Linked DNA regions of Mus musculus: regions 1, 2, 3, 5, 6 and 7 are each linked to region 4. A link is a loop called in an ENCODE intact Hi-C map of the cell type or tissue named here. Cell type or tissue: heart. All regions are shown on one strand. Region 1 overlaps Pepd (peptidase D). Region 2 overlaps Gm38988 (a long non-coding RNA gene). Region 3 holds the start of Cebpg (CCAAT/enhancer binding protein (C/EBP), gamma). Region 4 holds the start of Cebpa (CCAAT/enhancer binding protein (C/EBP), alpha). Region 5 has its middle 12 kb from the start of Gm12781. Region 6 overlaps Pepd (peptidase D). Region 7 overlaps Wdr88 (WD repeat domain 88).

Evidence for each region. A loop is a pair of places that touch in the nucleus more often than their neighbours do. Peaks named below come from ENCODE experiments on the same cell type or tissue, not always from the same donor. Only the 100,000 strongest peaks of a DNase experiment are listed, where the experiment ranks them.
Region 1: it touches region 4 in a loop (2.7-fold over the local background); 13 of 42 quality-filtered maps call a loop at or near these places.
Region 2: a loop joins it to region 4, with 5 times the contacts of the local background. A loop is called at or near these places in 22 of 42 quality-filtered maps.
Region 3: a loop joins it to region 4, with 6 times the contacts of the local background. A loop is called at or near these places in 15 of 42 quality-filtered maps.
Region 5: a loop joins it to region 4, with 2.0 times the contacts of the local background. A loop is called at or near these places in 2 of 42 quality-filtered maps.
Region 6: a loop joins it to region 4, with 5 times the contacts of the local background. A loop is called at or near these places in 14 of 42 quality-filtered maps.
Region 7: it touches region 4 in a loop (3.0-fold over the local background); 4 of 42 quality-filtered maps call a loop at or near these places.

What each region holds. Positions count from the first base shown.
Region 1 is chr7:35,043,204-35,047,203 of GRCm38, reverse strand. Pepd (peptidase D) reads right to left here. Exons shown (of 15, transcript NM_008820.2): 14 at 3,323-3,514; 15 at 2,496-2,973. The coding sequence ends at 2,836. Cebpg (CCAAT/enhancer binding protein (C/EBP), gamma) reads left to right here. Exons shown (of 2, transcript NM_009884.3): 2 at 1-782. Among named protein-coding and RNA genes, the nearest start is that of Gm45095, 10 kb to the left of the region's middle. In heart, a CTCF peak has its summit at 2,255; a DNase peak (open chromatin) is centred at 3,723.
Region 2 is chr7:35,167,418-35,171,417 of GRCm38, reverse strand. It overlaps Gm38988 (a long non-coding RNA gene), which reads left to right. Exons shown (of 4, transcript XR_003946743.1): 3 at 377-496. Among named protein-coding and RNA genes, the nearest start is that of Gm35889, 11 kb to the right of the region's middle. In heart, a CTCF peak has its summit at 1,822; a DNase peak (open chromatin) is centred at 1,837; H3K27me3 peaks cover 2,659 bases.
Region 3 is chr7:35,053,908-35,057,907 of GRCm38, reverse strand. It overlaps Cebpg (CCAAT/enhancer binding protein (C/EBP), gamma), which reads left to right and starts at 1,342. Exons shown (of 2, transcript NM_009884.3): 1 at 1,342-1,532. It overlaps Gm45095, which reads right to left and starts at 2,425. Exons shown (of 2, transcript XM_030243153.1): 1 at 1,816-2,425; 2 at 263-1,716. The coding sequence starts at 1,901. The coding sequence ends at 1,149. In heart, a CTCF peak has its summit at 2,011; DNase peaks (open chromatin) are centred at 103, 1,267, 1,927 and 3,417; H3K4me3 peaks cover 2,433 bases; H3K27ac peaks cover 1,701 bases.
Region 4 is chr7:35,117,172-35,121,171 of GRCm38, reverse strand. It overlaps Cebpa (CCAAT/enhancer binding protein (C/EBP), alpha), which reads right to left and starts at 1,879. Exons shown (of 1, transcript NM_007678.3): 1 at 1-1,879. The coding sequence starts at 1,753. The coding sequence ends at 674. In heart, CTCF peaks have their summits at 1,714, 1,924 (motif pointing left), 2,710 and 2,927; DNase peaks (open chromatin) are centred at 551, 1,001, 2,001 and 2,691; H3K4me3 peaks cover 3,911 bases; H3K27ac peaks cover 2,244 bases; H3K27me3 peaks cover 2,337 bases.
Region 5 is chr7:34,670,135-34,674,134 of GRCm38, reverse strand. No RefSeq gene overlaps it. Among named protein-coding and RNA genes, the nearest start is that of Gm12781, 12 kb to the right of the region's middle. In heart, a CTCF peak has its summit at 2,005 (motif pointing right); a DNase peak (open chromatin) is centred at 2,024; H3K27me3 peaks cover 1,759 bases.
Region 6 is chr7:35,024,330-35,028,329 of GRCm38, reverse strand. All of the region lies in intron 11 of Pepd (peptidase D), which reads right to left. All of the region lies in intron 1 of Gm35484 (a long non-coding RNA gene), which reads left to right. Among named protein-coding and RNA genes, the nearest start is that of Gm35484, 2.9 kb to the left of the region's middle. In heart, CTCF peaks have their summits at 1,442 (motif pointing left) and 2,232 (motif pointing left); DNase peaks (open chromatin) are centred at 129, 1,109, 1,899 and 2,229.
Region 7 is chr7:35,262,955-35,266,954 of GRCm38, reverse strand. It overlaps Wdr88 (WD repeat domain 88), which reads left to right. Exons shown (of 11, transcript NM_001370886.1): 3 at 3,743-3,831. It also overlaps a transcript of Gpatch1 not described here. Among named protein-coding and RNA genes, the nearest start is that of Wdr88, 11 kb to the left of the region's middle. In heart, CTCF peaks have their summits at 69 (motif pointing right) and 2,004 (motif pointing right); no DNase peak of the experiment used is centred here.

The DNA.
Region 1 (4,000 bases), 74 kb after region 4:
GGGCAGGATGAAAGGGCTGCCTGTGTCCTGGTGGGTCCTAGCCTATGGTTTCCATTTGAGGTGTATCCCCAACACTACATTTTAGAGTATGAATACCATCTTGACTTACACAGGGTATATGCCTGGATATGGAAGTGTACTGGCTGATTTCAGAAATAAAACAAGACTCTAAGAAACAGAATTGTGTGTTGGGGGTGGGGGGTGGGGCAGGAAGAGGCCATTTAGACGCTTTACTTTGGTCCTTTTAGTCTTTTCGTGTTTGGGGAAATAAGTTTCTAATTGTTGTGTGGTTGTGAAAATTGTGTGGCTGATTATGGTGGTATACACCTGTAACCCCAGTATTACAGAGATGAAGGTTGAGTTTAAGGCCAATTTGAGTTTGAGTACCATTGAGACCCTGTCTTAAAAATGAAAAAAAAGAAAATAATTTCTATGGGTGGTGCAGAACAGAATTCCTTTGACTTCGTTGTAATTTTTTGTTTGTTTTTCAGTTTTAGTGAGATGGTCTTGTAGCCAGTGCTGGCCTTCAACTTGATATTCAGCCAAGTATGACCTTGAACTTCTGGCCTTCCTGCCTCCACCTCTCAAGTGCTAGGATTACAGGTATGTACCACTACTTGTATATGACACTGGGTCTTGAACCTGGGGCTTTGTGTGTGCTAGGTGAGCTCTAGCAACAGAGCTGGAGCTCCTGCTCTAGTTCGTTTATTCCTAGTAACTTGTGTTAGAAGTTTATACTTTGTGACAAAATCAGGTCTTAATAAAAAATACTTTTAGAATGACCAGTTCTTATCACGTGTCTGAAGCGTTTGTAACTGTATTTTGTACATTAAAAAAGCCCCACCCCTAGGCTGTCTTTTGCCCCAGTCAGTCCTTCATAGCCCCTCCCTTTGAAACAGCTGTCAGTGCTTATCTACAGCACCAAGCTCACATTTTACCTCAGTGTACCTGCTTGCTTCAGACCCTGCCACCCAGTCCTGCCTCCCTCAGAGCCACCCTCCTCTCCTGCATGGACTTGATGCCTTGTAGTTCTTCCTGTGTGTCAGTGTATCATATGCTCTCTAGAACCTCCTGCTCCCCCGTGCTCCCCAGTGCTCCCCGGTGATGGTATGTAGCACCTCTATCTCCTCCATTCTCCCTGCTACCTTTTGCAGCTCTTTCTGTTTTAGAGTGCAGTATCTCTTGCTTTTCACTTTAGACCTCTTGGTTTAGTCTCGGTCTAAACGAGTCTAGTACAAGGCCATTCCTGTCAGATTATGTGCATATCTCATGGTATAGATGCTCAATTAATACTGGGCCCTTCTAGAGTGTGGGGAAGGCTTTAGCACCGTAGAACTTTCTGGAAGAGTCTGTAATCCATTTTTGAAGCTATACAAATTTCTGCAGAGGTTGGAGGACAGGGCACAGCTTTAGGAACATGGGTAGAGTGAGCCTGTGTTTACTCAGACTGCTGTGTCTCTGGTGGCCGAGGGGATGGACCCATCTGTACCAACCAGAACCCTAAGAATGGGTGTTGTAAACCTAAGAAGTAAATGAGATAAGTGGTGCTTTGGGACTTAGATTGGCATTTGGTTTTTGGTGGCTTTTTATTTTAATGTGGCCACATCATAAGTACTTTTTTGTCATTGCCATAGCATAGGAAGAAGCCAATTTGTAGTAAATAAACCCTTCAGTGGTTGCTTGAAGTCTCTAGCTTGGACCAGGTTTTTGTTTTTTCCATTAGTTTTGTCTTATTTCTAAATCTATCCATCCATCCGTCCGTCTGTCCGTTTGTTTATTGAGTCAACAATCTTTCTATGTAGTCCTAGCTGACCTGGAACTTGCTGTGTAGTCTAGACTGCTTTTGTTTTAAGATAGGGTCTCATGATCTTGGGTTCCTGATCCTCGGTCTCCAGCCTCCCGAGTCCTGGGATAACAGGCATGTCAGTGCTAGAGAGGGACCCTACTGAGCCACATGCTGCAAAGAAAAACCTGCAACCATCAGAATTTTAGAAGCCAGCTGTGGGGCTAGGCAGGGCTCTAGGAGCATCAGACACACTGTCAAGCAGAGAGGAGGACAGGTGGTCCACATGGGCATAGCTAATAGAATTGGGGCGGTAGACTTGTGGTGGTAGGCCCTCCTTTGCCATGCTGCTGCCTTAGGCAGTGCTGCTGACCTGTGCTAGCTGTCTTTGCTAGTAGAAAAATGAAATCAAGGTCCCAGAACCTCTTACCAAATGCTCCAGCGGTTCTGGTGCCTGTCTGCATAGGAATCTTGACAGCAGGTGACAGTATTGCACTAACTTTGGCAGAATTCCTGGAGCTCAATGAAAGCTTGTGTAGAGGACTCCCCTGGTTCTCCCAGGCCAGTCTAAGGCAGAAGCAGAAGGCACAGGGCCTGTGCTAACAGTGTTCCTGGGAACAGACTCAAGGCTGACACTTGGTGAGCCATCATCCTGGGCCACAGTTCCATGCTGTCTTCTATGAAGGAGTGAAGAGGAAGATGGGCAGAAAGAGCCAGTTTTAGAAAAGCCTTTATTGCAAATTCCATTCTGCATGTTGATTTTTTTTTGAAGACATCAGTGCATCTTCCCTGAGCACAAAAATCGAGTTAGACCTAAGAATAGGATCTTTCTTCAATCAGCACTCTTAAGTCCCTATCATTTAAGCAAAATCAAAGCTAGGGATGTGATCTTGCAGGTGAATAAAATGCTTTCTTTTCTCAGAAACAGCAGCAGTGGTTTTGGTAGGATCAAATGTGATCTCCAGGATCTTGCTTTTGGGGTGCCATGGGCAGGCTGACATCACAGAGCTTACAAGGCCAGGGCCCAGTCTCACTGAGTGTCTCAGCTGGCTCTACTTTTGGCCAGAGAAGGGCACAGATGCCTTGTCGCAGCCTGCCATGCACGCTTCGATTTCCTCCACAGTCCGGGGTACACATGTCAGCAGCTCCATGCCGCTGTCAGTCACGACAACATCTTCCTCGATCCGCACCTGGGCCAGACAGATAGGATGCCACTGTAACCATGCCAAACTGCTCCAACCTGACCATGCCACCTGGGAGAAGCTTTTTGAGGGATTGGAAAGCTTTGTGACAAGACAGACTGGTCTCAAAGCCTCTGGGAAAGACAAGGCCTGTTGCTTGTGTAGTACACGCTTACATGGAGCCTCTGGACCTGGTGGGCTTTTAGGAGAATCTCTGTCTATTGACAGATGAGCACCTGTTTGGTGACAGCCCACATACAGGGGCTGGCTGTCGTTCCACCTTTTCCTGTGGCACAAGTGACAAGCATGGGGTAGTGGACATTCTGGGGATAAGAACGTGGGGCTCCCAGCTACTCACCCCACCGAAGTTGCGGAAGCGCTGCAGGACCTCTTGGTTAAAGAAGCAGGCTTGGGCCGGGTCTGCCAGGGCCTGGTCCAAGAGGTGGTCAATGAAGTAGATGCCTGGCTCCACAGTCAGCACCATGCCCGGCTCCAGGTGCCTTGCCGTACGCAGGCTTCGCAGGCCAGGTTCATCGATGCGCTCTACACCCTGTGGAGAGAGGAAAGGTGGGGGGACCCAACTGATAGGCCCAGGGCTGGCTACCAGGGTCACTGGCTCATTGAGAGGTGACCAGACAGGATTGGCTCCAGCGCAGTCTAACCCTGTTAGTCTGGGCCACCCAAACCTGCCCTCTGTACATACCTCTGTATTGGGCATTTTGACTCTGGCTACCCTCAGATCTGCCTAAGGACATTGATAATGCACACATGCAGGGCAAGCTGCCAGGTGGGCCTAAGACTGGCTGGGTATCTGGCTGCTCCGGCCCTTCCGCAGGTCAGAAGCCAAACACAGAAGCCAGAAGAGCTCTTAGGAGGTTGCATGGCCTGCAGGGCCTTCCTTGTCTTTTCTTCCAAGCAACTCAAGTGGAAATGGCTGGTCCTGGCTAAATCAACCTTTTCGTTAGAGGAAGGGACAGGTGCTTGACATCAGACAGGCCTGTTACCACCAGTACTGGCCTGTAAGTATCTGCTTGTG
Region 2 (4,000 bases), 50 kb before region 4:
TAGGCAGGACAGGGGTGGCCTGTCTCAGCTCTCAAACCTCTGCTGCGTGCAATTTAATAAGCCCAGAGACTCAACTATATCAGTGACCCAGAAACCTCACTGTCACCCCTTCACCCACTTGGCACCAGCCACACCACTCCTTAAGTCGCTCCATCCTGTCTCAGGATCTCTATCCTTGCTGTTCTCTTGGTCTTCTCTCATAAATTCCCAGAGCCCATCCTCTCCCTCTCTTAAGAATGAGACTTGCTCCGACCTTTCCTTTGAACAGCGCACCCCCATCTCAGCTCTTTCTCCTCAGCCTGTCTTGCATCTCCCTTTGATTGGCATTGGAAACTCTAGATATTTTGCTTAATTATATTTTATTTTATTCTTTTAGCACTGAAGTATTGAACTGGAGACCTACATCCGTGCTAGGCAAGTGCTCTACCACCAGGCTACATTGTACCAGGCTACATTACAGCTCTTTGCTATTGGATCCTGAGAAAGCACTCTACCGGTGAGCCACAACCCAACCCCTTTTGTACTTTTTGTTTCGTGACACAAGGTCTCACCAGACTGTCGAGGGTGGCCTTGAACTCACTCTATAGTCTACACTATCCTAAAGCTCGTGACCCTCCCGTTTCAGCCTCTCAAGTAGATGGGATTACAGGCTTGTGCCACCAGGCCTGATTCTTACCTATTTGTATTGCTCATCTCTCCCATTGCCCACACCATCCCATGAGCTGAACACCCTGCTTTCTTCACTGAGGCAGAGCCTAGCTCGTACAATCTAGTTCAGTGTTAGTGCATAGTAACAGATGAATGAATGAGGGAACGAGCTAACGAATGAATGAATGAATTGAGTAGGGTATTTTGTACAAGGCTGACTCTCTCCTTCCTGAGCTCATCTGGCCATGGCAGGACAAAGGTTTGGGCCTTAGCTTAGCTTTCACCCATTCCCTGTAGAAAATTTCATGGGCAAACTTCTTATGGCCTGTCTGGGCTAGAATTTGGAGACAGCCTGAGGCCCGAGCTGCAAAGCCACAGACCACTGCAAAGCTGCCTCGCTTTATGGCCCCGTTACTTGTGGTTTACCTTCAGCAAGTTGTATTTAGTGATTTCAGGCACACACCGCAACTTGGCAGGCACTGGTCAGTATCCCTTAGCTCCACTACCTATGACTCTGGGGACATGCAGGAGTCAGAAAACTTCATGATAAAGAAAAGGAGATGCCTCACTCAAGGAGCACCAGATCTTCAAGGTGCTGTCCCATCTAGGAGAGGAGCTAGTTGGCAGTTGGGATATCTTGCTATTAGGACCCCATCCCCACCCCTTGCTAGGCAACACTGCTACTGGGAGATTCCCAAGTTTGGGCCGTGGAAATCATTCAGCTTAGGGGTGATCTGGACTCTCCTAGGCTCTTTTGATCTCCACGAGATATTTATATCAGCTCTCCCCTGCATTGGGCATATGTGACATCCTTTAAGTGACTTCATAAACATTTTAAGGGACAGCAGACTTGTAAACGCATTAAACTCCATCTCATCATTCAGACGGAGAGGTTTTATGGAGACGTGCACAGCTAAAGCTAGCCAAGAGATTTTAAGACACTTTTAGAGAAATGTCTTTGAAAAGCATTAAACCAATGCCCCGCTTTAAAGGAGAGAGGTTAAGGAGCCGTACGCCTCTAGTGTGTGTTTGGGTGGGGGTGGGGGGCTCCAAAAGGACCTGAAGGAACCCCAGAGGCTTCTGGGAGCACCACCAGACAAACTTCAACTCTTGTACACTGAAGGGTGGGACCGTGTTCCCGTAAAGGGAGTTCAGTCCGCAGTACCTGACATGCCCGGTAGGTGTCACTGCCAGGAGGAAATCCTAGCCAGGCACTGGTTATATTGAAGCTGCAGACCCAAGAGGACTCACGTGTGCTTTTGCCTTAGTGTTGGTGACCTCCAGCCTGGGTCTGCTTTGAGCCAGGGGCTACCACATGTCTTCCCAAGGGACAGAGCTGCCCTCTGACCATGTTGCCAGCTGGCAAACACTGGTCAGTAGCCCTTAGCTCTAGAAGCGCTGGCCAAGGCCAGGACTACAGGGACTGGTAAGTTCCTAAGTTGGGGCCAAGCCATTGCAAGGAACAACTACAGTGTTTCTTCTAGTCAGAGCCTCGAAGGGGGCCATTCCAAACTTGGAAAGGACCCAAACACATGCCAGTACAAGTAAATGCACCCGTATGCATATGCGCACACAAATACATATGTGAGCATACAAATATATATGCACACACATGCATTGATGCACACTAACACACACACATGCATAAATAACACACACACACACTCACATACACACACAAAGAACACATGCACACATTCACTCATATACATTCACATTCTCTCTTCCTAGGCTCTTGTAGGTAGGTGGAGAAAGACCCTCCAGGTGAATTTATCTGGGGAGGGAGGCTCTTCCTACCTGTCTCTTCTGCCCCCTCTGGACTGGCGGGAGGACTGAGGGGCAGCTACAGTGTCCAGCCGTGACTGGGCCTGTCAGAGCAGGGTGTATTCTCCAGGTTTGCCTTCTGCAGCTGTCTGGGGTTGAGGAGCAGAAATTCCTCCTGCAGTCTAGAGAAGTGAACTGGACTGAGAACCGAGGTGGATGCTACGGTCACTGTGAGGGTTGGGAGAGCCACGGAGGCAGCCTGAAGCTGAGCAACTCAACCCTCAGCTTGCTGCTGCCTTAAAGACACCTTGGTCCCTGCTGGAGTCCTCCTCCTCCTCCTCCTCCTCCTCCTCCTCCTCCTCCTCCTCCTCCTCCTCCTCCTCCTTTTCCTTTTTTTTTTTTTTGGACAGGGTCTCTCCATGTAACCCTTAGCTGGTCTGGAACTCACTACGTAGAACATGCTGGCTTCGAACTCATAAACATCGACTTGCCTCTTCCTCTCAGGTGCTCAGATTAAAGGCATGTGCCAACAGGCCCAGCAAGGCAGGGCTTCTCAGTTCCTTCGATTCTTCAGTTGTCTCAAACCTGTGAGAGCTTGAGAAGCTAGAGCACATGACCTCTGGTCCCTGCTGTCCCCTGGCCCGCATGCTGGTACATCAGTTCAAGGGTGACAATGAAATCATTTGTATCACCGTCTTTTGTGCCTGCTGTTGAGAGACATGGGGCCATGGGAGGCTGCGTGGAATCCAGCTTGCTGACCACCAGCCTTGCCCACAGTCCTTGGCAGGGGTCAGAGGTCTGTCACCTCCCCCCTGTAGATCAATATCTTCCAGTCTACTGTCAGCAGATCTTTGACCTGTGACCTGGCCACACATGGTGACCCCTGAACCTATTGGTCTTTCCACCAATCCTTGCCCTGGTCTCTGGGGTGGGTGAGGGACTGTTCCCTGGCTCTGGACCAGGCTTTGAGAAGAAGGGAGGGTGGGAGGCTATCTGTCCCTGTACTCCCAGTCTCTTTCCTTTCCTCCAAACTAGGGGCTGACACATACAGTGGAGGCTCTGCATGCAGGCCCCTTGGAGCTCCAGGGCCCAGGGATGCTATGCATGAAAGATTTAAAAGGCCTTTCAAGAGGCTGAGACTGGGGCTTTGGGGGCTCCAGCCTCAGGGTGCTTTCTGCTTTGTCTCCAATGTCCCCAAAGCCACCTAGTAGTGCCAAACTTTTGTGCTTGGACTCTGGGGCTCACAGCCTCATTCTCAGCATGGTCTGGTTGAAATAGGGTGTAGTGGGAGATGTCATACAGCCAACATTAGGGCCAGGCCTCAAGCCCCCAGGATGGGGAGGCACTTTCTCATCCAGAGGCTCCTTCCTGCTGCAAGTCCTCCCCACAACCACCAACCTGAGACCCAGCAGCTTGGACTGGGAATGAGAGAGGGGGGACTTAGAGGTCTCCAGTGTGCTCCCTGGATTGTACCCCCTGTGACTCAGCTAGGGGGCCACAGATGTGTCCACTCCTGCCCTGCACACTCGTCCTGTTCTACTTGGGGGACTCCTGCACACTGTCTGCTGGTAGATCTACTGGGGATACC
Region 3 (4,000 bases), 63 kb after region 4:
TTGAATCATGTCTCTGTAGTTCTCAGAGTAAGCTCCCTGTGGGCAGGGACAGTGTGTTTGTCTTCTTCCATTGCTGACTCTTAGTCCACACTTTAGCACATACCGTTCTTGTAATCAGGAAAAGAATTACAGGATATCAGCTAAAGAGGAAATCTCAAGACTCCTGGGCATTGACTGCTGGCTGTGGAAGGCTTGCCTAGACACAACACAGAATGCAGCTGGCAGAGCGGCTGGCAAAAAAGAGGCTAACTCAATATACATATGACATGCAAGGATGTTTTTATTTTCGATAGTTTTTATATGACTAGAAAACATTAGGGGTAAAATCGTGGTCTTTGTGAGAAACAAAGCACGGTTCACCTTTCATAGTGCTAAGTCTTGGGAAAAAAATGGCTCTTAACACAGCGATCCAAACCTAAAGAAACATACTGACTGGTTTTGAGACATTAGCTCCCCAAGTGTGCATGGGGTTATCAGGGGTCATTCTCTGTGGTTGACTTTTTTTTTTTCAGGTATTTTCATCTCTCAGGGATTCCTCGAAGTCTTATGTGGAGAGCTGCTCTCCTGGCCTTGGCGATGAAGAAACATTTCCCTTCTGAAAGCCAGAGAGTTTTGAATGATAAGCATTGCTAAAGAGGAAGCAATCAAACCTTTCGGGCAGGCTCTGCCTTCCACCCAGCGCTGCTTCCTGTTTTTCAAAACACAAAAACAAAAAGCAACACAAAACAAAACAAAACAACAAAAAAACCCGCTTTTTGATTCTCTTGTGAACTGTTCCCGGGAGACCCAGGCTGGACCACTTGTCACTTTTAAGAGAGCACCTCATATCCATCATCTGCTCTCCGGAGGTGAGCACACTTTGGAAATCGTGATTTGTTCGGCAGCCACAGTCTGCTGTTGTCAAGCGTCTGACAAGTGCTAACCCTAGCACTGGACAGTTTTTCCTTAACGTGCTTTTATCAAAATAAATGTGCAGATGCCTCAGGGCCGTGAGGCCTAAACAAACAAAAAACCCACCCTAACTCAAAAATCCACCTGAGGAAATGTCTTTTCCCTAAGGCAGGTGAGGCCCTCGTAACTCTGATAGAACTTTGCTTGCCATGGGTCACTCCCAAGGCTCAGGGCCACCGCCTGCCACCACCGACAGCCTAAGGGGGAAACCACCGAGCGCGCCTCCAGCCAGCGCCGGTGCTGCCACGCCCACCACGCCCGTTCCGCCGCGCGCCCGCCTCTCGCCGGCACACGGCCTGTGATTGGCTGGTGGAGCTGCCCATCTCTAGAGGCGAGCGCGTCGTTCTCCAAGCAGCGCTTCTATTGGTCACGGCGGCGGCGGCAGCGCGCGGACCCGAAGAGGCGGGGAAAACCGGTGGCCGCGGTGGCGGAACGGGCGGAGGTTGCCGGTTTCGTAACCGTCGCTCCTCCTCGCCGACTCGCGGGCTGCGAGGCCTGGGTCGGGTCGGGTCGGGCCGCGCCGCGCGGGGCCGCTCGGAGTGGAGGCCGTCTGGGGGCGGGCGGGCCGGCCGGAGGCGCAGGTAAGGAGGCCGCGGGTTGTAGCTCGGAGGGGTTGGGGGAGGAGGCCGCGGCCGAGCCCGCCGCTCGCGTAGGCGCCGACCCGGCCGGAGGAGACCCGGCCCTGCCCGATTCGGCAGGTTGGCCCGGAAGGCTCCTGGCGGCTTGGCGGCGCGGGCGGGGGCCCGGAGCGGCGTCTGATGCAACCTGCGGGCAACACCCGGCGGGGCTGAGCTCATCCCTGGCCACGGCCCAGCGCCGCCGCGCTTGGCGCCGACCCCCGCGCTCCCCCGGGCGCCCCCTCACCACAGTCGGGGAAGGGATGGAGTACCAGGTGGTCCCTCCAGAACCTGCCCCTCGGCGACGTGCAGCGTGACAAGCCTGGCGCGCATTGGCCCCTAGGGATGGAGGGTGTTCCTAGAATAGAAGGTGGACCGAATCTTACTTTGGAGCCACCTAGGACTCTCTTCCTGTCGGCTTCCCAAACGGCTCGGTCTGGGGGGGATGGCCCGGGTCCTATTTGGAGTTAATAACCTAGTGGTCATCTAGGGAAGGCACTCGAGTTTTTACACACGTAACGTTGCAAGAGGGAGATTTCGTTTGTTTTTTTGGACGCGGTCGTGTGTCCTGCAGTTCACTGGGAGGGGGAGGACATCCTAGATGATCGCGCACCAGACGCAGAAGGTCAAGCCATGAAGCCTTTCCTTAGCTCGCCTGGAGGGAGCTCGGGAAAAGAGCCAGCGGAGGTATCCAGGTGGGGAAGTTGGGCATGCGGGTGTGAGAATTGTTTCTCTTTCCAAGTGGGCTTGTGTATTTCTGGTCTTAAGAAGGTTGGCATGCTTTGTTTTGCTCTGCTCCTTCTTGCTTTTTTGTTTGTTTCTTTGTAAACTGCATCATAAGATGTATCAAATTTAGAAAGGTTTTAACCTTTGTGGGTTGCACAACAGCTGGGTGTTGTGTCTCTTGAGTTTCCACCCACTTGAATCCTTATTTGAATATATTATCATTGAGTGCAGACCTGTCTCACAGAGGGAATTTGAAACAAAGCACCATAAGGTCTTTCTCTATTGAGAAATTGTACATAGAAGAATTCAGAGTATGGTAGGCAAGCCCCTCTACCTCTGAGCCACATTTCTAGCCTTCAAAGCGCTCTAAGGTCTGTTCATCTATGGCCACTTGAGTAGTAGTAATGATAAGCTAGCTATCCCTGTGGTCATTTCCCTGTTCCTGAAAAACTGTAAATAATGACAGGATGCTACTGAGCTGAAAAAAAGCTTGAGCCTGTTTCCTGAGTCTGATGGACATGCTTGACTGACTCAGTTATTTTTATGACCTATCAGAAACAAATAGGTGGGAACAGACCTCCTCCCTCCCCTCTCCCCAATATCCTTTAAATTCTCACAACCTGTCATGATTGTCGTCCCAGCACTGTGATCTTGGAGAGGTGCTTTCATCCCTAGTGAATTAAATACACCCTGGGAAAGTCCCTGGGAACAGTCCCTCTAGAGATCGTGGGAGACACAGGACCTGGTCAAAAGTTGCCTCAGTCACAGTAATGAGTCCTGGAGCGATTTTAGGTTTTCCTCAGAGGGGTGGGTACATAGGTTCTTACACTAGCAAGTTTGTTGGTCCTTTCCCTATTCCGTTGCCCTGCCCTGCCATTAAAGAGGGGGAAAAAACCTGAACAGGAACTCCTAATAAATATATATTTATAAACAATTTGTTTTGAATGTGCTAACTAGTACTATAAATAGGTTTAAAGGATAACATTCAAACAAGCATATGAGTATTTAAAAGATAACATCCAAGTAAGTGTATGTTTTCTTCACAACTCCAGTGGACAACTTACACTGAACTCCTTGAAGGAGTCGCCTCTCTCTTGTGGACTCTGCCTCCAACAGTCTCCAGGGATCTGGAGTTGCCAAAGAAACTCAGGGAGCAGATTGGATAAGAAAAGCACAAAGAAAAGAGAAAACAGAGACCATTTAGAATGTATTAAGTAGTGGCCTTGAGTTGAGCATAAGGGAGCAGAACTTGTAGAGAGGGTTAGGACCTTGGGTTTGATCCTGTAGTCTGGAGTCACAGACATTTAGTTTTAGTAGGATGATGTGACATAGTTAGGTTTGAATGGTAGACTGCTCGACCTGCAGGTAGCAACCTCTTGGGGGGGGGGGTGTCGGTCTAATGACTGACCCTTTACAGGGGTCATCTAAGGACATCTGAAAACACAGATATTTATATTATGGTTCATAACCATAGCAAAAGTCTCAAGTAGCAATGAAAATAACTGGCTGGGGGTCACCACAGCATGAGGAACCTGTGTTAAAGTGTGGCAGCATCAAGAAGGTTAAGAACTATTGTTCTAGATAGTCTAGATAGTGAGTGGTTGGAGGGAGCTCAGGCTGCTACACCTGAGACTAGGGCCCCTGGGAGATGATGTCAGCCTGAGGTAATTTCTGTGGCATTAGGAAGGACTATAGATTTTTGTTTA
Region 4 (4,000 bases):
TGGTGCCCCCATTCTCCATGAACTCACCCAGGAAACCTGGCCTGTTGTAAGCTGAGTGGGGGGGGGGGGATGTAGGTGGAGGTGCAAAAAGCAAGGGATTAGGAGCCCTCCACCTCCCTGTAGCTGGGGGTGAGGACACAGACTCAAATCCCCAACACCTAAGTCCCTCCCCTCTAAAGACAGGGACTGAGGGGCAGCTCAGGGCACTGCCGGGATCTCAGCTTCCTGTATCTTCCTCCTGCCCTGGGCCTGCACCCTTCATTTTTCTCACGGGGCCAGCTGAGGCCCGAGAGGAAGCAGGAATCCTCCAAATAAAATATCAAGGCACATTTTTGCTCCCCCTACTCGGTAGGAAAAGGAGCGAGTTTTGAGTATCCAAGGCACAAGGTTACTTCCTTAATACTAGTACTGCCGGGCCCCCAGCTCAGCTCCGCGGAAAGTCTCTCGGTCTCAAGGAGAAACCACCACGGCCTGACTCCCTCATCTTAGACGCACCGAGTCCGGCTCAGAGGAAGGGAGGGGACACGCGGAGCAGGCCAGGCTTTCAGGCCACACCGGAATCTCCTAGTCCTGGCTTGCGCGGCCCGGGCAGCCTAGAGATCCAGCGACCCGAAACCATCCTCTGGGTCTCCAGCCAGGGGGCCGGCCCAAGGCGGTCCCGCAGCCGCGCGCCTCACGCGCAGTTGCCCATGGCCTTGACCAAGGAGCTCTCAGGCAGCTGGCGGAAGATGCCCCGCAGCGTGTCCAGTTCACGGCTCAGCTGTTCCACCCGCTTGCGCAGGCGGTCATTGTCACTGGTCAACTCCAGCACCTTCTGTTGCGTCTCCACGTTGCGTTGTTTGGCTTTATCTCGGCTCTTGCGCACCGCGATGTTGTTGCGTTCCCGCCGTACCCGGTACTCGTTGCTGTTCTTGTCCACCGACTTCTTGGCTTTGCCCGCACCGGCACCGCTGCCACCGCCGCCGCCTCCCGTGCGGAGGTCGGGGTGCGCACCGGCCAAGCCCTTGAGCGCGCTCCCGGGGCCAGGCAGGCCCGCAGCACCCAAGGCGGGCGCAGCGTGCGGGCTGGGCACGGGCGTGGGCGGCGGTGTGGGGTGGCCAGGCTGCAGGTGCATGGTGGTCTGGCCGCAGTGCGCGATCTGGAACTGCAAGTGGGGGGCGGCCAGGTGCGCGGGAGACGCGTGCGGGTGCGGCGGTGGCGGTGGCGGCGGTGGCTGGTAGGGGAAGAGGCCGGCCAGCGCCAGCTGCTTCGCCTCGTCCTCCTCGCGGGGCTCTTGTTTGATCACCAGCGGCCGTAGCGCGGGCGCCCCGACGCGCTCGTACAGGGGCTCCAGCCTGCCGTCCAGGTAGCCGGCCGCCGCACAGCCGTAGCCGGGAGGGGGCCCGTGCGCCCCCGCGGACATGACCGCGCCGCCGGGGCCCGCCGGGGCTCCCGGGTAGTCAAAGTCACCGCCGCCACCCGCGGGGCCCGCCGCCGCCTTGGCCTTCTCCTGCTGTCGGCTGTGCTGGAAGAGGTCGGCCAGGAACTCGTCGTTGAAGGCGGCCGGGTCGATGTAGGCGCTGATGTCTATAGACGTCTCGTGCTCGCAGATGCCGCCCAGCGGCTCCGGGGCGGCAGGTGGGGCTGGGGGCGGCGCGGGGCCCGCGCCCCGGGGAAAGCCAAAGGCGGCGTTGCTGGGCGCGTGCGGGGGGCTCTGGAGGTGACTGCTCATCGGGGGCCGCGGCTCCACCTCGTAGAAGTCGGCCGACTCCATGGGGGAGTTAGAGTTCTCCCGGCATGGCGAGCCTCGGCGGCCTCCAGCCTGCGCGTGGCGCCGCTGTCGCCGCCGCCCACCCAGTGCCCCAACTGGCTCGCGCCCGCGCAGCTTCGGGTCGCGAATGGCCAGGCCCGCGCGGGGACCGCTTTTATAGAGGGTCGGGCATCGCCCCCTGGTGTCCAAACGGGTCTCGGATCGAAGGCGCCAGTAGGATGGTGCCTGCTGGGTCTTAGAGCCCGCCTTCTCCTGTGACTTTCCAAGGCGGTGAGTGGGGAGCATAGTGCTAGTGGAGAGAGATCGTGGCGCAACGCCCACTGACTCCTGCGCTGCAAGGCGAACCCGGCTTGCAGCGCTCAGCCCCACCCCGGCGGCGCTGTCGCCCCCGCACACACGTGGTCCGTGGTTAGGCGCCCCTCCTTTAAGCCTCTAAGTCACCCACTTCCAGCCAACACTAGGGAGCCCGGGAGCATCTAGAGGCCGAGCGAGGGGAGGTGGAGGTTGGGGAGCGTTTGGAGAGAGAATGTTGGTTTTGAGCTACCGTAGTGCAGACTTGTGTTAAAAGCTGGGACTAGGCCTGTCTCCCACCCGGATTTCTAAAAGGCTGTGGCGGAGAGCCGCGGCGCGGGAGGTTGGAGACTGCTTTGGACCAGCAACCTAGCGCGCACCGCCGAGTGGCGAGGCCGGGAGCGCAGAGATTGTGCGTCTTTTTCTCTGAACTCCACGCGACCCCACGGCTTCCAGGCAGAGCACCTCTCTTTCGCCCAGCTTCTCTAGAACTACAGGGTCCCACGGGCTCTTCAGAGTAGTAGGGCGCTAGGACCCGGCGGGGAGCGGAGGCGGCCGCTAACCCCGGAGCCTGGTGGACCTGGCTCGTCCACTCGCCTAGGCTGGAAAACTTTCTTTTTCATTGCGTCTCCAGGCCAGAGCGATAGGATTGCTAGGCTTACCAGGCAGACGTTGCTACCCAGCGTGGAGCACTCTAGTCAAGTGTTCGGGACACCACCACCCCACGCCCGGGACCAGCCGGTGGGTCCTCTGAGCCTCGCGGAAAAGGACCCTAAGGAGAGCGCACAGGGGCCGCGAGAGGGCAGGGTGTTGGAGAGGAGTGAACTTGAATCGGGGACTGTGATCCCCAGGCGGGGCCCATAGCCAGGGGCCTGAAGACACAGTTTTCTTTCCCTACTGTCATTCATGGGGGCACTAATCTCGGTAGCTCGGGTGTCCAATTCCTAGCTACGAAGCCTTTCGAGCACCCACTTGGGAGCCCTCCGCGCCGCGCCGCCTACAGGCTCGCGGCTGTGGGTAGGAGTTTGCGTGCATCGGCTCCCAGCCACGTGGCGTCTCGTTCACCCTCCACCTGGATCGCGGCCGCGGAGGTCCGGGGGCAGAAGGGGCCTGGTGAGCACCCACGTCTCTCGTTTTTGCACCCCGAAGACCGCGGCTTCTTGAGCTGAGGCCTTTCGTCCTCTCGAACTCCATTTGTCCGTGTTCCGTGACCTGCTGCGCTCTAGGGTCGCAGGTCAAGACCCCCAGTGCAATGGCCTTTTTAGGCCAGGAAAGGCCCTGCGATCCGCCCAGGAGGCTCCAAGAGGAGCGGCTAAAAACTGTTAGGGAGGTCTGCTGTGCTTCCACTGCGGTTACAGTAAAGAACCGACTTCGTCTGAAGGACGCATCCTGTACTTTAATCAAATTCTCATTCAACATATTCTCAGTGATTAATGGCTCAACTGCTTCATTTTCGGTGCAGAGCGCATAAAAAAGATATTTTTAGCTTGATGCTTTTGAACAGAGTGAATAAAAAGCAGATACACTAAATAAACAACCTGGTGTGAGCAGAGGATCGCTCTCTGGGCCAGATGCACGCGACTCTACCTGTGGAGTGTCCCCTGGGGAAAAATCCTTAAAAGCCGAGAGGAATCTTCAGTCTTTCTGCTGAGTTAAATATAATGTTTATTTGTTTGCTTGTTTGGTTCCCCCTGAGGGGAAAGGGAACACTGTAAGAAAGTTCCTAGCTAAGAGAGACATTAGCAGGAGGCTGACATCCTCGCTTATGCAAGCAGAGGGACTTGGGGTTGAAGGAAGCTGGAACACACTACAGTCATCAACAAAGAAAGTGGGATAAGTGCTTGAGGTGAGGGGCGGGGACTGGGAGTCCCGCCCCAAAGCCTGCAGGTCTCCAGTCGCTGACAGAATCCTTTTTACTGCTCTAAACACCCAGGGGTTCGTGAGAAATGTCCCTGCATG
Region 5 (4,000 bases), 450 kb after region 4:
AAGCTATAGCCAGCACATCCCTGACCCTGAGTGTGACCTCAGCCTTATCTACACACCTAATCAAACACCTCAAGGCTGACAGATTACCCACCCTTGAGGATCTGGCTTTGGGGGAGGGGAAGGCAGAGCTGTCTGTGAAACCTCTCCTTAAGTTGGGTGCCAGAACTGATTCTGAAATTGGCACAAGTCAGAGTGACAACGGAAAGGTCCCAGTGGGAGCTCTGTTGGTGCTTACAGTATGAGTGTGACTGGGGCTGTGTCTACAAGGAGAGGGAAGCACTTTGTATTAGGAGCAGATGTCCGTTTGCCTGTCTCTCCAGGATTGCTGAGAACCTCTGCCTGCCTTCTGGATCCGTCTGTGGGGCAGATATATCCAGGTCGTCCTGGGAGACCACTCCCAAAGCTGATGTTGGGTCTGTAAGGAGAGACAGCACCAGGTCCCCCAGGCAGTAGATGCTACTGGAATCCAGCTGGCCTCATACTGGCTACAGCTAATTCACCTCCATTTTGCCTTTACTGTAGTGGTCTCTGGAATCTTCCAGGATTGGAACAAGTGACTGAAGCTGCCTTCTGTCTTGGAGCCACATTCATCCAGGAGCCCTGAGCAAGGGTGAGGCTGCCCTCTGGTTCCAGCTGGAAGTGACCATCTGATAGGGAAGGACCCAGAGGGATGGGGAGGAGGATCAAGTCACAGCCAGAGGGGTTTAGGAGATTCATGGAAGGCAGATGTCCAGAGGCTCAGAAAGCCAAGAAGGTCACCCTGACTGGAGCCAGAACCAGCTCTAGGCAGACCCATGTGAGAGATGCTAGAGAAGCCTGGAAAGCTAGAAAGCTAACTGTGGCCCAGAAATAGCAGGCGCTAGCGAAACTGAATTCACAACGGAGAAAGTGTCTCTGGTTGTGGGTACATTTGGCAGAGCTTGGGGCAGAGTGTCTAGGAGCTTCTGCTCAGCCAAAGGACACCTAGAGGCCCATCTGGGCAGCCTGTACTGCCACTTGGTCTGCTGCAGCTCATTGCCCTGGGCTACTGCCAGAGAGGGGGTGGGGGGCAGTCAGGGAGGGGAAGAAAGGAAGTGGGGGAGAGAAAGGGAGAGCATGTGGGGATGGGCTAAAAATAAGAAACCCTCGCAAGGTCACTCTTCAGTGTCACCCAAGCAGGAGCTAAGCTGGACACACCTACATGCAATGTAGCCATTACCAGTTTTAAGGGAGGAGGGAACAAGACCCAAGACTCTGACAATTAGCACCACCTTAATGGTCCCCAGGATGGCCATCAACTGAAGGCCATAGGCCCAGCCCTGAGGCCCTGCCTCAAATTCATTGAGGTATATCCAGCCTCACAGCCTTGAGCTAGACTGTGGAACACAGGAAAGAATGTGCATGCAGGGATGTGTCTCTGTCTCTCTGTCTCTCTGTATGTCCTTCTATATGGACATAAATGACTGGATGATGGGTATACGTGTAGGTGGAACTATGGACAAGTCCTCTGTCCCCTTTCCTCTCTGGTAGCACCTTGTATTCATTACTCAGTCCTGTCCCAATTGCTCACCATTCTCCCTGAAAGCAGACCATCTGATCACTAGGAAGGGTCACTGGGGGAAAAAAAATCAAGGTTGGAGAATAGCTGTCCAGTCTCAGGCCCTCTCCTCAAGTGTGATCCATCCCCCAGGGCCCCACTAGGACACACATGTGGGTACACACACACACACACAGATTCCCCACCAGGCCTTTCTTTATCTTTGAATGGCTGACCTTCCCTCGATGTAGAAACCATTGTCAGGATAGAAACAACTGGTATCCAAAGTCCTGGGTCCCTCCCTCAAATACCCTGGGGAGGCATTCAAAATCCAGACAGGTTGACTCAAACCCTGTACCAAGCAGACAGGACAAGCCACTTCTCTTTCTCCAGTGTAGCATAATTGCCGCCAACGGGGACTTTATAGATGCAGAACCACTCATAACCAGCAGGTGGGGCCAAGTCCCTGCTCCTAAACAGAGGCCGGTGCATCCCTAACTGGGCCACCAGGTGGCAGCAACATTCCAGAGTGGGTGACGCTAGCCAGTGCAGAAAGAATTGCCTCTCCCTAAGATGAGATTTCAACCAACCTCCACAGAATCTCTGGGAAGACCCCAGACGCTACTTTCTAACCCACCAGTTCCAAAAGAACCTGCCCGAGTACCAAGCACCCCAGCACCTCAGCTTCTCTCATCCCTCAGATGGGTCCAAGAGCTGGGTTACCAACACCAAGCAAGGCAATGGTTTCCACTGTCCATCCGAGAGATACCAGGTATTCTCTGACCTCACTGGAAACGCACATGCACACGCGTGTACACACACATACACACCCGTGCTCACATTGCATACACACCTTCATGAGCATCACCTCTTCTGGTATTTTAAATAAATGGGAAAGCCCAGTAGGCCCCTCAAAAGTAGGTATTTTCTGTTGGGTCCTGTTCTCCTTCCAAGCAATGGTGTTCTCCAATGCCCACCCTATGTCTCTGTCTCTTCCTCCAAGACATCGCCAAAGCACAGTCCTTAGGCTAATCTATCAACAAAACATAAAATTAAAAGATTTAAGCGGGGTGGTGGTGGCACACGTCTTTAATCCCAGCACTTGGGAGGCAGAGGCAGGTAGATTTCTGAGTTCAAGGCCAGCCTGGTTACAAAGTGAGTTCCAGGACAGCCAGGGCTACACAGAGAATCCCTGTCTCAAAAAACAAAAATAAAATAAAATAAAATAAAATAAAATAAAAGATTTAAAAGGGCATAGGGGTGCACACCATGTAATCTCAACACTCAGAAGGTTGAGGCTTTGAGACTGTGATCCTGAGCTTCAGACAGCCAGCGCTGCATGGCACAATCCTCCCTCAAAAATAAACAAAACAGAGTCGCCCTCCAAGGCTTGCCTCAACCCTGCTCTGTCTTTCCCACCAAAATGCATCCCATGGCCCCACGGCCTCTCCTCCATCTCTTCTTTCTCTAAAAATATCCTCCCACCCCCACCCCCACTCCGACGCCCATCCCCATCCCCATCCCCCCACCCCCTACCCCCCTAAACAGGTTGGCACTGGTTCTTCAGCAGCCTCCAGTGTTCTGAGTCCAGCAGCCTCTCACCTGCCTGTGCATCCCCTGGAGGGCAGAGCTCAGCACCACCCCTATGCTGGCTTCCCAGTTTACACCTCCACCCCTGACCTCTAGCAGCTCTCCCCCCACCCTGCCTTGTCCAGCCACCTGCCCCACATCTGTATCAGCACATCCAGAAGGTGCCTCAGATCACCTACCCTACCTGAGCCTCATCTCTTCCAAGTCCTGCACCCCCCTCCCAGGACTCCCACCTCAGCCCACCACCCCTGCACTCTGTCTTACTTCTTGAAAGTATCTCGAATCCACCCCCTTTCTCCCTACTGTCTTTTCTTCTTTACTTCCTTCTTTCTGTTTTCTAAGGCAGTGTCTAGCTACCATAGCCTCTGCTGGCCTTGAATAGACTCTGTAGCCCAGGCTGGCCTGGCTCACAATCCCCCTGCCTCCACCCTGTAGTATTGGAATCAGAATCATGTACCATCAGAGGCTGCCCATGTCTTTTCCCTATTTGGAGCTGTCACGTTTTGTTTGTTTGTTTGTTTGGGTTTTGTTTTGCTTTGTTTTTCAAAACAGGGTTTCTCTGTGTAGCCCTGGCTGTCCTGGAAGTCACTTTGCAGACCAGGCTGTCCTCAAACTTACATAGATCAGCCTGCCTCTGCCTCCTGAGCACTGGGATCCCACCACCATGCCTAGCTGGAGATGTCATTTAAACCCATACCATTGTCCTCTCTGGCCTTGGCTCTTGAAGTAATAAGAAGTAAGAATAACCAGGTACAGTGGTGCACATGCGAGATCTAGCTTTGCAAGAGACCCAGGCAAGAGAAATGCTCTGCGTACAAGGCCAACCTGGGCTACATACTGAGTTATAGATCAGCCTGGGCAACAGAGTGAGGCGCTGTCTAAGAAAATAATAGC
Region 6 (4,000 bases), 93 kb after region 4:
TAATCTGAGACATCTGGGAGATGACATGTCTTCAAGCAATGTGCTGGCGTCTCTTCCCCACATGTGTTCCTATGGCTATGGTTCTGGCCGGGATGAACGTTCTGTCTTATGCTGGCTCTTCATGGGGCAGCTCCAGGCCTGGGCTACCTGCCACCACTGGCCCACCCAGACCCTATCCAGGTCCTGCTTAACTCCCTTAGGCCCTGTGCAGGGACCAGCCAGCTCACAGGCAGCAGGGCTCCAAGGGAAACTCGGCAATGTTTATACAAGGGCCACTTTGTACTCGGCTTGTAGCTTCATTTTAATCTTAGTATGCAGCACGCACTCAGCTGCTTCTCACCCAAGACTGACATCTTACATGCACGTGTGTTAAGCATGCTTGCTTTGTGCAGACTTCTCAGTCTGCATCCCAGGCTGGAGGGAGAGAGGTGGGGTTCTAAACAGCAGAAAATACTCATCTACCCAGTCCTCAGCAGGAGATAGAAAGGAAGGCAGCCAGTCACTTTGTCTCTGCAGCAGTGTATGTGCCCCAGGCTGGCCACAGTGGGCACAGGTCTTTCTGGTTCACAGGTCGGCTGCCCACCTCAAGCTCCCCTCCAGGCCTCTGTGCATGCCAGCCCTCAGGGATGGCTGCTGGTGGTGGTGGGTGGCAGCAATGGCAGCAGCAGCAGAGCCATCCCTCAAATGCTCCCCTTGGTTACAGATAGACCCATGGGGGGAACCTCTTCCTATAGAGCCCCTGCGCCAGGTGCTCCTCAGAGACCAGGTAGGCAGGGATGATCCCCCATGCCAGCAGCATGTCCCTATCCCCAAACCCCCAGTGTAGACTCTGATGAGAACAGTCCAATGCTGGGGTCCCCCTATGTTTGCAGAGAACTAGCACTGCCCTCTAAGAGCTGTCACAGAGATGCAGAGCACTGGTGCCAGGCCAAGACCCACGGAGAGCACCATACTGTGGCCTGGATCAAAGGCAGGCACTCAGCTGCTGCCTGCCTCAGCCCTGTGGGCCTAGGGTTGGGCACCAGGGCAGTAGCTGTAGTGGGTGGGGGAGGGGAAGGAGGAGGCTAGCAGTCATTATCACGCAGACAGCACATGCTTCATTTCACTTTTTGGGTGACCAGTGTCTTGTGATGTCTGTGAGCACTGTCTAGACTAGCACTTTTTAACCATGGGTTGTGACGTCAATGGAGTGGGTGAGGCCACAAAACAGTGACAAACTAAACAGAAGGGACAGAAAGCAGGTGGGAAGGGCTTCTGCTTATGGTAAGGAGGCATATCTACAATATGAGCTCTAGTTTGAAGGCTAACGGTTTTCTGGGATGGGATACTAAAGGCCTTGGCCAACTCATCCAGACAGACAGGGCCTTGTGTTTGCAGAACTCTCTCACCCAAAGGCTGGCTTATTTTCCCCCTAGGAAAAGCTTTGGGAGGGGCCCCCTAGTGGTCACCAAGCATCCCTTTGGAAATAACAAGGCTGGGAAGGGGATAGGAGTTAAGGCTGGCAGCAGGCAGCTAGCCCTGGATGACATTCTCTAAAGTCTACTGGAATACTAGGCACAGAGAAGATGAACCTTGGATTCTCCTCCTCTACCACCACCACCACCACCACCACCACCACCACCACCACCACCACCACCACCACCACCACCACCACCACCACCACCACCACCACCACCACCACCACCACCCCTTTGCTCCCAGCCCTCTGCAGCAGGGGAAGAACCCGGGCACAGATTCACTCTGCCCAGGACCACAATTGGCAGTCTAACCCACAACTAGAACAGGCACAATCATTTTATCCAATGCAGGGCTCAAGAGATGCAGGGTCTTGCTAAAGCCCTTGGTATCTGCAGCCCAGGGCTGAGAATTGGCTCACCTGTGATGGCAATAGCAAGTCAGCCAGGACGACACCCTGGCTCCAGCTGTGACCCAGATGGAGTGACAGCGGTACAGTTCTGGGGGCCCTTAAGTACTGACTATCCTGGGATGAAACTACCCTCATTTCTCTGGGTTTTGATGACCTCTAGACATGGCCGTTACCACAACAGGGAGACTGAGGAGGCCGGAGGCCACAGCAGGGATGGGTAGGGAGGAGGCACTGGCAAACTGCTCAGTGCAGAGCTAGGATAGGCCTGTTCCTAGGTGGACTGCAGGCCCACCCCACACACCCCAGGTTAGCACAACAAAGCACAACCCAGAAAACCTGGCTGTGTCCTGAAGCTACACTGCCCTCTTCTGGCCAGTGCTGGAACGCCCTGTACACCTCAGCCAGGCCTGGAGCACATGTACTCTAATGGGTTTGGAGACAGGGCATAGCACCTCTTATAGGGTGGCAAGCTGCTGAGGAGACATGCCCCACCTGCTTCTCAAATCAGAGCCCCCACTGAGGAGATATCGTCTGCTGTTTGGGGTGAGCTTGCATAGGAGTCAGGAGAAGCAGGTGGGAGAGCCTTGCACAGGAGTGACTCAACCTGGGATGCCCTGCTTCCTGGTGGGTTTAGGCACAGTTGGTATTTTTCCTGCTGGCCAAGGTGAGGCCTTTGTCTGTGGGCTTAAATGCCTACAGTCTGAGGTGGCTGTGGGAGGGCTCAGAGGGGATCTGGGGACGACTCCTTACCCAGAGCCAGTGGGCCATGGCTCCTTCCCTGCTTCTCTAAGCCAGATGTGTTCACACCCACTTGCCTGGAGCTAGATGCAATGTGGAGCATCTTCTGTGGCCTCCCACTCAGGAAGGGCCTCCTGTGATCTTGTCAACACCATCATTATATGAACAAGCTGGAAGCACCAACCAACAAGACTGCCACACTTGGCAAGCTGGGTCATCAAAGCCCTGCCTGCTTGCCTTGAAAAAGAAAACAAAATGCAGTCGATGCTTCATGCAGGGGGTGACCTGACCAGTGGGTTCAGGGGGAACTCCAGGGACACAGCTGGAAGGTGCTCTGGGAGCCAACAGGAAAACTCTGAGAGGTTTAACAGCAGCCACAGGCCATGTACAGGACCCCTGGCTCTGACTGAGCTGACGAGAGGCTCAGACTCTGAAGCCACACACATTCCCATGCCTTCCCTAGATCTACATAGCAGCTGGGCATGGGATCTGGCCCAGAGAAACAGGAAGAGACCTGGGAGCTACTGGCTGGGATGTGGGATGGCCTGAAGCTCTTGGCTGACAAACTTGATCTGCAGCACAGACCAGCCTGAGCAACAGCTAGACCTCACGCGTGATGACTGTGGCCCACAGCTAAGTGGCCTTATCTGACTCTTAGTTCCACCTAAGGTTTACATGAGCACAGTGGTGCATGCCTGTAATCCGAGCACTTGGGAGGCCATGGCGGGGCAGAGGGGGTCCTGGTATAAATTAAGGCCAGCCTGGGCTACAGTGTGAGACTCTAGTTAAACTGTTAAAAAAAAAAAATTGTCCAAATAAGGTAGGCCTGATTTGTGTTGTGCCCTGGCCCAGGGCTGGAAAATGTACTTCAGAGACACGGAGAGCAGGAAGACGTCCAGCCTTCTTGGCTTTGCAGTTCTGCCTCAGCTTTCATGACTCTGAGCCCTTGGAGCCAGGTGATCTAGGAGCCCCCCCCCCCCCCAGACAGATAGAGAACCTGAGGTGGGAGGGAGGAGCCTCTTGGCTCCTGGTGCACTTCTGTGGGTATATCCTGAGAAGCGTGGGTGCACTCACTCCTGGACTGAAAGAGATTGAAGGGGCTGCCACTTAGCACCTCCCCCTCACAGCTCTGAACCAGTTCTGACTTCCCAAAGAGCTCCACTACTGTTAACATAGCTTGCCTGTCAAAAGCTAGGTAGAACCCAGAGTCCATCCCTGTGCTTGGTGCCTAGAACACATGCTCTGTCCCAGGGGGCACTCAACTTTGGGACAGCCTCCAGTTTATACATATATTCTGGTCCCCTACCTTATGATGAAGTATCGTGGCTTTATGTTAGGATAACAGTGTGATTTATTATTTACCAAACGCGCTAGGTGCTTGGCAGATCAATTTCA
Region 7 (4,000 bases), 150 kb before region 4:
ATTTCCGATATATTTATTTATGCGTATGGGATTTTGCCTGCATACCGCATGTGTGCAGTTCCTACAGAGGCCACAAGGCGGCAGTAGACTTCTTCCTGGAACTGGAGTTAGAGATGGTTGTGAGCCATCTTGTGGGTGCTGGAAATTGAACCTAGGTCCTCTGGAAGAGCAGCTGGTGCTTTTAGCTGCTGAGCTGTCTCTCCAGTCCCAATCTTAATTTTTCATATTTTTTATTTTTGAGGCAAGGTTGGCTTTGAACTCACAATCCTCCTGCCTCAGCCTTCCACAAACAGGAATTACAGACCTGTGCCATCACACCCTTGGGCAGACTGTTAATTCTCTGGGTCTCCTTTGCATCTGGAAAACTCCGTTTTTATATACTGATCTTGTATCGTACAGTTCTGTTAAACTATTTTTGTCAATCCTGTTTTCATTTTATTTTTATTTGTGTGTGTGTGTGCTCGTGTGCGCTATGTCCATATAGGCTCTTGGAGGCCAGGGAGGGCATTGGGTCATCTGCAACTGGAGTTGCAGACAGTTGCGGGCCTGCCTAATGTGGGTGCTGGGAATTGAAGTCAGGACCCCTGGAAGAGCAGAAAATGCTCTTAACCACTGAGCCACCTCTCCAGTGTCCTGCTTTTTAGACGCCATATAAAATTCTTACTGAACTTAGGCATGACGTGAATTCCTGCCACTTCGGTGATATCCAGGCCTTGGGCATTCACAGAGGACAAATGGGGGCCAGGTCTGAGTTCTGCCCCAGAGAGATGGAGCAGGTCAGTGCCTGACTATGTAGTGGCAGAGAAACCAGGAACAGGGTGTGGTATTCAGGCCAGGCTGCCTCCTCTCTGCTTGTAGGATTTGGTGTTTGTGTCCAGCAGCCCCTGACAGGTGTCTATGGCAGGGCTGACAGAGAGGAGGGAGCAGGAATGGAGGGTGATGTTGGCCAGCAAGGACTTGGCTGAAGATGACCACGGCCTGGGGCCACATGGAGAGGATACTCAGTTCTGAGGCTTTCTGCTGCCTTCTGGTTTGGGTTGAGAAGCGGCAGGGTGGAAGATTGTCAAGGGTGCTTCAGGTCCTGGCATGGGTACTTGGACAGTGTAGAGCCCCTGACCCTACAAATGACCTCAGAGGAGGATCTTGTCATATGTTGGTGCCAAGGCACAGACCGATTAGGTCAGAGGGTTTGGGACTATCCCAGGTCAGCTCAGACCTTGTATTGGAGACCCAATGGCTGTGTGACTCTGGGTGGTTTATCCACCTCTTGAGGTCCCAGAGGACCAGCTGTGTGGTGGGGCTGCTCCAAGCTTTGCCTCGCCCACCTCCAACCCCCCCTGGATCTCCATACTTCCTTCTGCTGCTGCCCTGTGGACACCTGTGCACCCAGAGGCTAGGATCTCACTGCGGGAGTAGGGGGGGGGGCAAGGGGGCGGGGACTCACTTTCTCTGGGATCCATAAGGCCTTTTCCAGCCCTCAGTAGTCACCGGGGGTTCCCGAGCAAGGGGACAGGTAATTGTCACTGTGTGCTGTTCATCTGTTGACCCAACAGAAGTATTCATGGAACTTGTGCATGTCTGGGCTGAAAGGCTGTGTCTGCTTGTTTGTTTGTTTGTTTGTTTTTGCTTGTTTTGTTTTTCTGTTACACACACACACACACACACACACACACACACACACACACACACACACGTATACTGTACACTTAAAGAATTGGAACCATACAGAAATACTGAATCATAAATTTCACCTCCAACCCATTGTCACACTCCCCTGATTTTTCCTTCTGCCTCCTTCAAAATCTCCCTAGTACTCCCTCTGTTGGGGCTATAACTCAGGGCAGAAGACCCGTCTAATACACGCAAGGCCCTTCTAGGCACCAAACTCAATAGGAAAAGAGAGCAAAATTAAAAACTTCCTACAAACCTAATCAAAACCCTTCAAACTGACTTTTCAGGCATTGGCTTTTCCAAAGGCCAAGCTCGAAAACCTGCTCCGAGCCTCTGTCCTTGGTTGCTGTTCCTCATTTTGGCCACATGGGGGCACTATTGAATTTGCAATCGCTTCATTCTCTGCCCAGACTTGGAGGTTGTGTAGCTTACAGTCTCAAGCATGGGGGTGGGGGGGTGGGGTGGGGTGGGGGGGGCAGGTGGGGAGGGGGGTGTGGAGGTGGGGTTGGGAGGTTTGGGGGGGCGTTGTTTTCCGCTAAAGCAGTGGTTCTCAAGCTTCCTAATGCTTAAGACCCTTTACCACTGTTCCTCATGTTGTGGTGACCCATTGCTACTCCATAACTGTAATTTTGCTACCGTTATGAGTTGTGTTTTCCAATGATCTTAGGGTGGCCCCCATGAAAGGGTTGTTAGGACACCCCCCCTCCCAGGGCTCCCGACCCACAGGTTGAGAAACACTGCTCTAGAGGCACTGTGCCAAGCTAGAGAGACTGGATCCTAGTGGTCAGCATCAATCCTTCTTCCTGAGCCCAGGACACCAGCCCGAGGGTGCCCTGCCCTGTTGAATTCCATTTGGGGAACTCCCAGCTGCCCTTATCTTCCACTGAGCTTGGAAAAGGGCCTCCTGGGATTTCCTGAATGTGACTATATGCCCCAGGGGACAGGCGTTGGGAACTGGGTGTGTGGAACTTAGCATTCACAACAGGCCTGGGGCTACCATAAAGGCCACTGGTATGGCTTCAGTCTGGGAACCAGTCTGGTGAGTAGCCCTTTACCATCTTTGGAGATTGTCCCCCATGTAATAAAGGCAGATAATCACACCTTTACAGCCTGTGCAAACTGCCTTCCTGGAATTCAAGTGTGGGCCAGGCAGAGTGTCCATGGAATTGGTCTTGCTTTTTTAAGCTTCCAGGTCCTGGGCTCTGGTACACCTTTCTGGTAGACAACACTTTACGTGGATTGGTGTAGGCTATTGCTGTAAATGGTGAGCCCCAAGCTCTCCAAGAGAAGGTTGGGGAACACCTGGCTTCCTTTGGACTTTGCCCCCAGCACCTTATTATCCAGTTCTTGACTGTCCCTGTCGCCGTAGGGAACTTGAGTGCATGTGTGTTTTGCTTGCATGTTCATGTGTGCACCGTGTGCATGAATGCCTGGTGGCCGCAGAGGCCAGAAGAGGAAGTCAGATCTCCATGGAATCGGAGTCACAGACGGTTGTTATCTGCCATGCGGGTGCTAGAAACGGACCTGGGTCTTGTCTTCAATTATGTTTAAAAAAAAATTGCACTGTGTGTATGTGGAAGTCAGAGGACAACTTTCTGGAGTGGGTTCTCGTCTTCCCACCACGTAGGTCCCAGGGACTGAACCCAGGTCATTAGGCTTGATGGCGAGTGCCATTACCCACCGAGCTATTTCACTGGCCCATATACTTATATAAGGCTTTAACCACATATTTCTGCCAGAGGCACCCCTCAGAGTGCAATCACGGGGTCAAAGGGCATGGAATTAGAAGAAGTTCTTGAGGGCTATTGACAGATCGAAAGAAACCTCTTTGGCCAGTACAAAATGAACAAACAATCACGAGTCCCCTCCCAGTGTGCCCAGGACCCATCTGTGCCTGGGCCACTGTGAGGGGGATTTCCTGGCTGTGGAAGATGCAGTGTCCCTCCTGTTTGGGGATATTGGAAAGCCCGGAACTTTGCTGTAGGCAAGCTAGGAACTACTGCTGAGCAGCATTCATGACTTCCATACAGAAGCCTTGACCACTGTCTCTCCTCTCTCCCATTGATTGGAGGATGCTGAAGATGGAACTGTGATTTGGGACTTTGAGCCACGACCCAAAGCTCCTGTTTTAGAGTGCAGCATCACGGCTGACAACAGAAGGTGAGAAGGTGGTGTCTGGTCTGTGTAACACGGGTTGGGGAAAGTCAGAGTCAGCAGGCAAGCCTGTACACAGGCTTTTGTTTGCTTGTTTAAGAAAATATACAACCACATTCCCCTGTTTAGGCCTCAGTGTTTCCATGCACTTTGAGAATCAAGGAGTCTAACGATG